Regions from separate parts of the Homo sapiens genome. Here region 1 is linked to region 2. Evidence: chromatin contacts called from ENCODE Hi-C data. All regions are on one chromosome and are shown on one strand. Each heading gives the region's core, a stretch centred on a gene start or an enhancer-like site at or near the end of the contact. The rest is flanking DNA. Distances are from core to core; before and after follow the strand shown.

The links. A loop is a pair of places that touch in the nucleus more often than their neighbours do. Pooled maps may share reads with other maps.
Region 1: a map of mammary epithelial cell shows a loop between it and region 2 (21-fold over the local background). The contact joins the enhancer-like site here to the promoter of MACORIS in region 2. A Hi-C loop is called at or near these places in 1 of 168 maps with a recorded cell type or tissue (mammary epithelial cell), 2 of 37 single-sample maps with no recorded cell type and 4 of 50 pooled maps.

What each region holds. Positions count from the first base shown.
Region 1 is chr10:32,003,004-32,006,731 of GRCh38, forward strand. All of the region lies in intron 2 of LOC107984219 (a long non-coding RNA gene), which reads left to right. Among named protein-coding and RNA genes, the nearest start is that of KIF5B, 52 kb to the right of the region's middle. RefSeq lists an enhancer at 1-490. Within about 2 kb of position 1,272, at least 7 of the 41 ENCODE cell types and tissues checked have a DNase peak (open chromatin) inside an H3K27ac peak, as active enhancers do.
Region 2 is chr10:31,704,796-31,708,725 of GRCh38, forward strand. MACORIS (macrophage enriched lincRNA repressor of IFN-gamma signaling) reads right to left here and starts at 2,652. Exons shown (of 2, transcript NR_184023.1): 1 at 2,511-2,652. RefSeq lists an enhancer at 2,901-3,090.

The DNA of each region.
Region 1 (3,728 bases), core at 22-2,521, 300 kb after region 2:
GCTACTAAAAATATGAAAAAATTAGCCGGGCGTGGAGGCACGCGCCTGTAGTCCCAGCTACTCAGGAGGTTGAGGCAGGAGAATTGCTTGAATCCAGGAGGTGGTGCATGCCTGTAGTCCTAGCTACTTGGGAGGCTGAGGCATGAGAATCAAGTGATTCTTGCACCTGGGAGGCAGAAGTTGCAGTGAGCTGAGATCACACCACTGAACCACCGCAGCCTGTCTTAAAAAATAAAAATAAAGAAGTAACATTTTTGGGAACTGGTGTGCCTGGAAACCTTTTTATTCCACCTACCCTTACACTAATTGAGGCTGGAGATAACATTCCCTTGGAATTTTAAAGATATTGATCTACTTTCTTCTCATATCTGATGTTATTTGAGGCATTCAGATTCTCAGTCCTTTGTATGAAACTTTTAAAATTTTTTCTAGTTCAGGTATTCCTTGTAGTGAAATTCACAATGGCATACCCTAGTGCGGGTCTGTTTTTATATATTGTGCTGGGCACTGGAAAGCCATGGCTTTCAGTTTCATTGGTGATTTCCTCTGCTGTTTCTTCTGTTCTCTTTATGGCATGCTTATTATTCAGATCTGAGGCCTTTTGTTCTGGTCTTTTCTTTCCTACTTTCTGCAGTGAGTCAAGATTGTGCCACAGCACTCCAGCGTGGCAACAGAGCGAGACTCCGTCTAAAAAAAAAAAAAAAAAAATTAGCTGGGCGTGATGGCAGGCGCCTGCAATCCCAGCTACTTAGGAGGCTGAGGCAGGAGAATCGCTTGAACCTGGGAGGTGTAAGTTGCAGTGAGCCGAGATCATGCCATTGCACTCCAGCCTGGGCGACAAGAGCGAAACTCTGTCTCAGTAAATAAATAATAAATAAGATTCTGAGTATAAACTTACATATCACCCTTTGTATCAGTCAAGGTCCAAGGGGATTGCCTTACAAATGGATACATAAAACTTTACAGGATACCCTAGGGTTAAGGGAAAGTACCCAAGGAAGGATCAAACTCTTAGATAGGGATGTCCCTCCCCAAGTTTGGGTTTCAGATCTTGCAGAGGTGTGGCTGCAGCCCACTGTATGGCAGGGACATTTGCTGGATTGCGCTGGGTGACAGCTGAGTCAGTCACCAAGGAACTTTCCTTTGAGGTACATTCAGGCTGCCACTGGCAAGCAGGGAATCATGGCCAGGACGGGCAAGAAGGAAACACACCATTGGGGTACACATGGGCTGAGGCTGGCACACTCCTCCAGAGTACAAGAGGACAGAAAACTGCAGCCACAAGCAGGGAGTGCCTCTCCAGGCTATGTGTGAGCTGAGGCTGAAGGACAGGCTCAGAGGGAGCCACCTGCCAGCTAGCGAGGTAGTCACAGGGCCAAGGCCAGAGCTGAAAGCTGGCTAACTGACTGCATACTCGGGTCACAGCTGGGGCTGAGCCATGCCTGACAACAGGATGGTAATAAGCAGCCAGGGGAAGCATGCCAGACCTGAGAAAAGTAGCCCCTTTCTCTTGTACTGACAAAGCTCAACTGTACAAAGCTTATGCTGACCATGCTAAGGAGAAATGCCTAGAGGGTCCTGCTGAATTATCAGAGCAGGCTATTGTGTTAGTTTGCTAGGGCTGCTGTTAAGTACCACAGACTGGGTGGGTTAAACAGCAGAAATGTATTGTCTTATGGTTCTGGAGGCTACAAGTCCAAAATTAAGGTGTTGGCAGAATGGATTCCCTCTAAGGTCTGTGAGGGAAAGAGCTGTTCAAGGCCCCTTTCCTTAGCCTGTAGATGCCATCTCTGCTAATCATCTCCCCTCTATGCATTCCCTTTAAGTTATATTGGATTAAGTTATATTGGAAAATGACTGCATTTTAACCTGATTACCTCTGCAGTCATGAGGTCCAGTCCCCAGGAGGAAAGACCTTGCAACAACCCAGTACCGACTACAATTCCCCAGTCCTGCCCTCAAAAGAATGATGGCCATTTATTCAGGTTACTGAACAATGGACAAAAGGGAACACCCAAATATTTTGAAGGCTGTTGGATACAGGGTCTAAGCTGACGTTGTACCTAGAAACCTAAAGCATCATCATAGGGGCCGCAGATGGAGGTATGGTTCTATTTAGGTAACATATAGTGCTCACATTAAAGCAGCACATGCTCTGTGGATCCCTCTGCTGGTCATTTCCGTGTCTCTGATGTCTAACTAGAATTGACACACTTGGTAACTGGCATGATCACTACATTACATCTTTGGCCTGTTGGATACAGGTTATCCTGTATAGTGACAAAGGCCAAACAGAAGTCTCAAGCTGCTGTGCCTGCCCTTCCCGTAGACATAGACAGGGGTATCAGCAAAGGATGTGAGGATCTTGTGTGACATGTTAATGCCTACCAGACAGTATCTACTAGGGAAGAGGAATTTAACCAATGGTTGACATCAGCCAGTCTGTCATCCGCCAGTCTGTCATCCATCGCTGCAGTGCTGGTATCGTGAGCACAGGAATGGTGTGGCCAGTGGGAGATGAAAGCTATGCACGTCCAGTAGCAACGGCTCCCACTTACAAAGGCTGATCCAATTACGTCTGCTGCCTAACGTCCTACCAGCAATATTGAGTTCAACTGTCCCTTGAAGAAACCAACTAGCAACTTGGTGGTAAGTTGAGTACATAGAGTCTCCTATCCCAGGAGGGCCTGCAATTTGTTCTAACAGAAAAATGTGAGTTTGCCTTTCTTGACGACAGAGCCTCAAGCAGCCACTGAGAGTTTTGTATGATCCACCAGCATGGGATCCCCAGTAGACTGACTGCACTACTGCACTCCAGCCTGGGTGACAGAGCAAGACCCCATCTTTTAAAAAAGCTGACCAGCCACAGGGGCTCACACCTGTAATGCCAGCACTTTGAGAGGCCGAAGGGAGTGGATCACTTGAGCTCAGGAGTTTGAGACCCGGCTGGGCAACATGGTGAAACTATCTGTACAAAAATTAGCCAGGCATGGTGGCACATGCCTGTAGTACCAGCTACTAGGGAACCTGAGGCAGGAGGACAGCTTGAGCCTGGGGGACAGACAGGTAGCAGTGAGACAAGATCACACCACTGTATTCCAGCCTGGGCAACGGAGCCAGACCCTCTCTCAAGAAAAATTTAAAAAGCATCGGGCCAGGCACGGTGGCTCACGCCTGTAATCCCAGCACTTCAGGAGGCCAAGGCAGGTGGATCACCTCAGGTCGGGAGTTCAAAACCTGCCTGACCAACATGGAGAAACCCCGTCTCTACTAAAAAATACAAAATCAGCTGCGCGTGGTGGTGCATGCCTAAAATACCAGCTACTCGGGAGGCTGAGGGGAGAATCGCTTGAACCCAGGAGGCAGAGGTTGCGGTGAGCCAAGATTGCGCCATTGCACTCCAGCCTGGGCAACAAGAGGGAAACTACATCTCAAAAAAAAAAAAAAAAAAAAAAGCATTGGAGGCTGGGCACAGTGGCTCACGCCTATAATCGCAGCATTTTGGGAGGTCAAGATGAGTGAATCACCTGAGCTCAGGAGTTCAAAACTAGCTTGGACAACATGGCAAAACCCCATTTCTACCAAAAATCCAAAAAAAAAAAAAAAAAAAATTAGCCAGACGTAGTAGCGCATGCCTGTGATCCCAGCTACTCGGGAAGCTGAGGTAGGAGAATCACCTGGGCTGGGAAGACAGAGGTTGCAGTGCACTGAGATCGCACCACTGCACC
Region 2 (3,930 bases), core at 1,402-3,901:
TTTGAATTGCATATAGTAAAATTCAAGAGAAGATAAATGATGTAAAGATGAAATTTGTTATTAAAAGGGAAGCAGAAAAGAAATATTTGGAAAAGTCTCAGACTGGTCATATAAAGAATAAAAAGTGTTTGTGAGAGAATACTAAGAGTGTGACCAAGCCACTGTTTGCTCCTCTTTTTATAAAAGTGAGAGTGAGAGACGATGAGAGGTGAGTTGGGAAGGGTGAGGAGGAAGGCAGTAAAAATGAGACCAAGATGACAGAAAGGTGTGGGGTAAAGGGAAGCAAATGGGGCTGAAAAAAAATAAGGAAGAAAGGAAATGCACATTTATTCCACTTTTCCTGAGTGCCAGAAGAATACTAGGTATCTGCTGGGGCAGAGGTCCCCACACAAAGGTAATTTCATGAATGAAAGGATGCTCCATTCATTCATTTGTTCATCAGATATGTTTCGAAGCATTTCCTATGTGTCAGACACTGTTGTAACCATTGGTCACATGACAGAATGAAACCAAGGACAATGCCTGCCCTCATGGGGTCATGTGGACTGGGGCAGTGTGGAGTGCCATGGATGTTAGCTCACTCACTCACAGCAACTCCAAGAGGCTTGGAGAAGGTTATTGAGTTGCTCAAGGTCCTGTGGCCAGTAAGTGGTCAAGAGGGCCTTTCGACGAGGATTTCCTTGGCTTTAAGTCAAAACCTACTGAAAAAAGGAAAGCCCTGTGCTTTGAGAGGGTCACAGCAGGAAGTACCCAACATTCTTATGGGAATGGTACCAAGAAAATGTAGGCATCTCTGACAAAGCTGCCCTAGAACAGCCTCAGCTGGTACCTGGGGGCACTCCATATTGGCATTGAGAACATTAATTCCTCCTGAATTCAGGAGCTGAAGCTCAGGCATGGGCTGTGGAGCTGGCCTTGGGGTTTGAGTTTGGGTGAGGGTGTCAGGGAACCCATGTCTCTCTCCTCATCCCAATTTGGTCTCCAAGCCTCTGCCTTCCACACTGCCAACCTCCACCAGCTCTTGAGTCTTGTCTCTCCAAACCCAAGCCAAGAGGCAGAAGGAATGTGTGGCAGTAGTCATGAGGCCCGTCCTGCCTCTCTAGTGTCCTGTGCCATTCACCCCCCAGGCTGGCTCTGTGCCCACCTCTCACTGCTGCAGACCCCAGGCTCCCCCATCCCTCTGCTCCCCATTCCAGCTCTCTGGTTGGCCACCTGTTTTCCTGCTGGGCCCTAGGCACTGATCTCTTCCATCTCCGCTTCCTTCCTGGCCTTCCTCTCATTCATGCAGGATCTTTCCCTGTCTCGGGGGTTCTACATGCCTATCCGTGGGTTTGCAAAGCCTGACAGCCCTGCAATATGGGCTTGGTCCTGCTGTCCCTCTGGAAGCCCAAATTCACAACAATGAACTCACTTTCTTTCCCTGGATGAGCTGCTCCAAAGTTCAGCACCTCAGTAAGTGCTCCAATATCGTTCCTGCCACTCCAGCGGGGGCCTCCTCCCCTTCCCCATGCCACCCCCAAGCACAAAGGGGGTGTCCCCATCTCCAGTACTCCTACTTAGTCCTTAGCCTCCTGCCCACTGCACCCTCCCAACCCCTTCCCCAGATGTTATCCAGGATGAGCACTTGAAGATACAAGCCTGATTATCTCATTCGAACCAACCAACTCTTGTAGATCTTGAGCTTTTTAAAGCTTCTTTTTGGGCTTCCTTTTGCTAACAGACTTTTCTCAGTCTGATTCTAGCATGTCTTTTCAAGCCTCTGGTCCTATACCCCTTCACAGGCCTCCTGCTACACGCATACACACACATGTACACACACACACACACACATACATATACACCATACTCTGGCCACGCCCATCTAGTTATTCACACGTGCAGTCCCTGACAGAGTGCCAACATTTGCACTTGAGACATGACACTGATGCTTGTTACATTTATTAAACATACCACATGTATATGTCTTCTGTGCTTTTCCTCCTATTATTCCCTCTGTTGGGAATGTCATCCTCCCTTTCAGCCTAACATAGTCCTAGCCCTTCTCTTCAGGACCTGGCCCAACAGCACCTCCTCCATGAAACCTGCTTCCCTGATGTGTCTCTTACATTCCCACCATCCAAAAACTGACAGCTCTTGCAGGAGGGAGCCATGACGTGCTCATCTTCTGCATCTGCAGCTGGTGCCAGGGACCAGTACATTTGCTGCATGAGTGAATGAACCAACGTCCCAGCAATTCCTGAGCATTCTTAAGGCTGGTCTGTCTCCCCCAGGAAGCCTGGGCCCCCAGCGTCACCGAGCTGTGCACACAGAGAGATAATCATCTTAGTGTCCCTCTGGACCCGGAAGCTGGGTGGTGTCGCTAAGAAAGCCAGAACTGCTTTGCCTTCTATATTGCTACTGAAATTTGCAACTCAAGTGTTGCATAACCAAGGGAACCTGGCTTCCCTCTGAACATCCCTCCCACTTAGTTTGAGAAATAGAGAAAGAGCCAAAGTTAGGTCAAGACTCACCTGAGGAGGCCCCTGGCCCACCATCGAGGTCATGCCTGTCACTCCCCAGGCTGCCCCTCCCGGGGAACAGGGTCATGCGGGGTTAGGGGGCAGCTCACTCCCAGTGGGTAACTGGATTTCCCTGGGGAGGGGAACAAAGAGTGAGAGCATAGGCCGTTCTCACTTCAGACCAGGGAGATTGCGCACTCTCCCTCCTTCCCTCTTGGAGGGAACATCTGCAATTCAGGGACTTCTGCAAAAATTTCACACTCAGGGCTAAGAGCAATTCTATTTCTTGGAGGATTCTAACTTGGCTTAGAGGAGGTTTTTACCCTCCTCCAGTTAAATGGACCAAGTATGTGGGAAATTACCTCACAGAGTCATGCCACCAACACCAAATGAGAGCCATCTGTACAGATGAAACAGTTAGGAGCTTTTGTGTCACTGCGGGCCGAAATGTGTAGCCCATTCATTGTGAGAGGAGGCACTTTATTCCTGAGTTTCTTTTTTTTTTCTAACACAGAAGACGCCTCAGTCAGCGCGTAGGAAACAGGAAGGAACCCGTTGTTTTAAATAGCAGACAGCAGAGAATTGACTCATTATGGTCTGCTTGCTCCGAGAGTGTCAGCCAGAAGGCAGCCAGCCCAGCCCCCACAGCCCCAAGACAAGGGTCAGGGGGCATGGCTGGGATTTTCTCACAGGGAGTCTGAGAGAATCCAGTTCAAACCCTTTTCAGAGGGAACTGGTGAAGCCCTAGGTTTCTATCTTACTAGAGACTTCACCACACAGGGCTGTCTTAAAAAAATATAAGAATAAGAAAAGACAAAAACAAAAGCCCCCGTAAAAACCTACAAGAATACCTGGAAGTCAGACATCCTGTGTTTCCCTTTCCTACCCCGAATGACTCGGAGTAGGACAAACACAGTTGCAAGCCTGCTTTCTTATCTTGGCAATTGCTTCTTTTCACTCTTCTGGGGTTTACAACAGTTGGCCCAGGGGTGTGAGGGAACAGAAGGGAGCAGCATCTGCTGGGACAGAGGGCCCTACACAAAGGTAATTTCATGCAGGGAAAATGCACCCCCCCACCCAATCCCAGGCTGCTGGGCCCAGGAGCCCAAGGGTTAATCTGTCTCAAATCCATCACTGTGACAGCCAAGCACACAAATTAGTCCTGCCCAAGCTGTCCCGACCTCTGAATTTAATTTTTTAAAAGTGCTTTGTATTGTTTCTGATGTTCAGATTGGAGTCCAGGTGTCGTGATGGAACCCGGGGGAGATGAGAGGGTAAGACCCTCGTGTACTGCATCTCACATCACCCTCCAATGTCCTGTGTCTTCTTTGTCAAGGCAGACTAAGGGTGACCTAATTTCCAACACGCAGGCCCAGAAACCTTGAAACTGACCAGCTCGAGCCTCCTTGTAAGCCTCTCCAGCTGTGAAAAT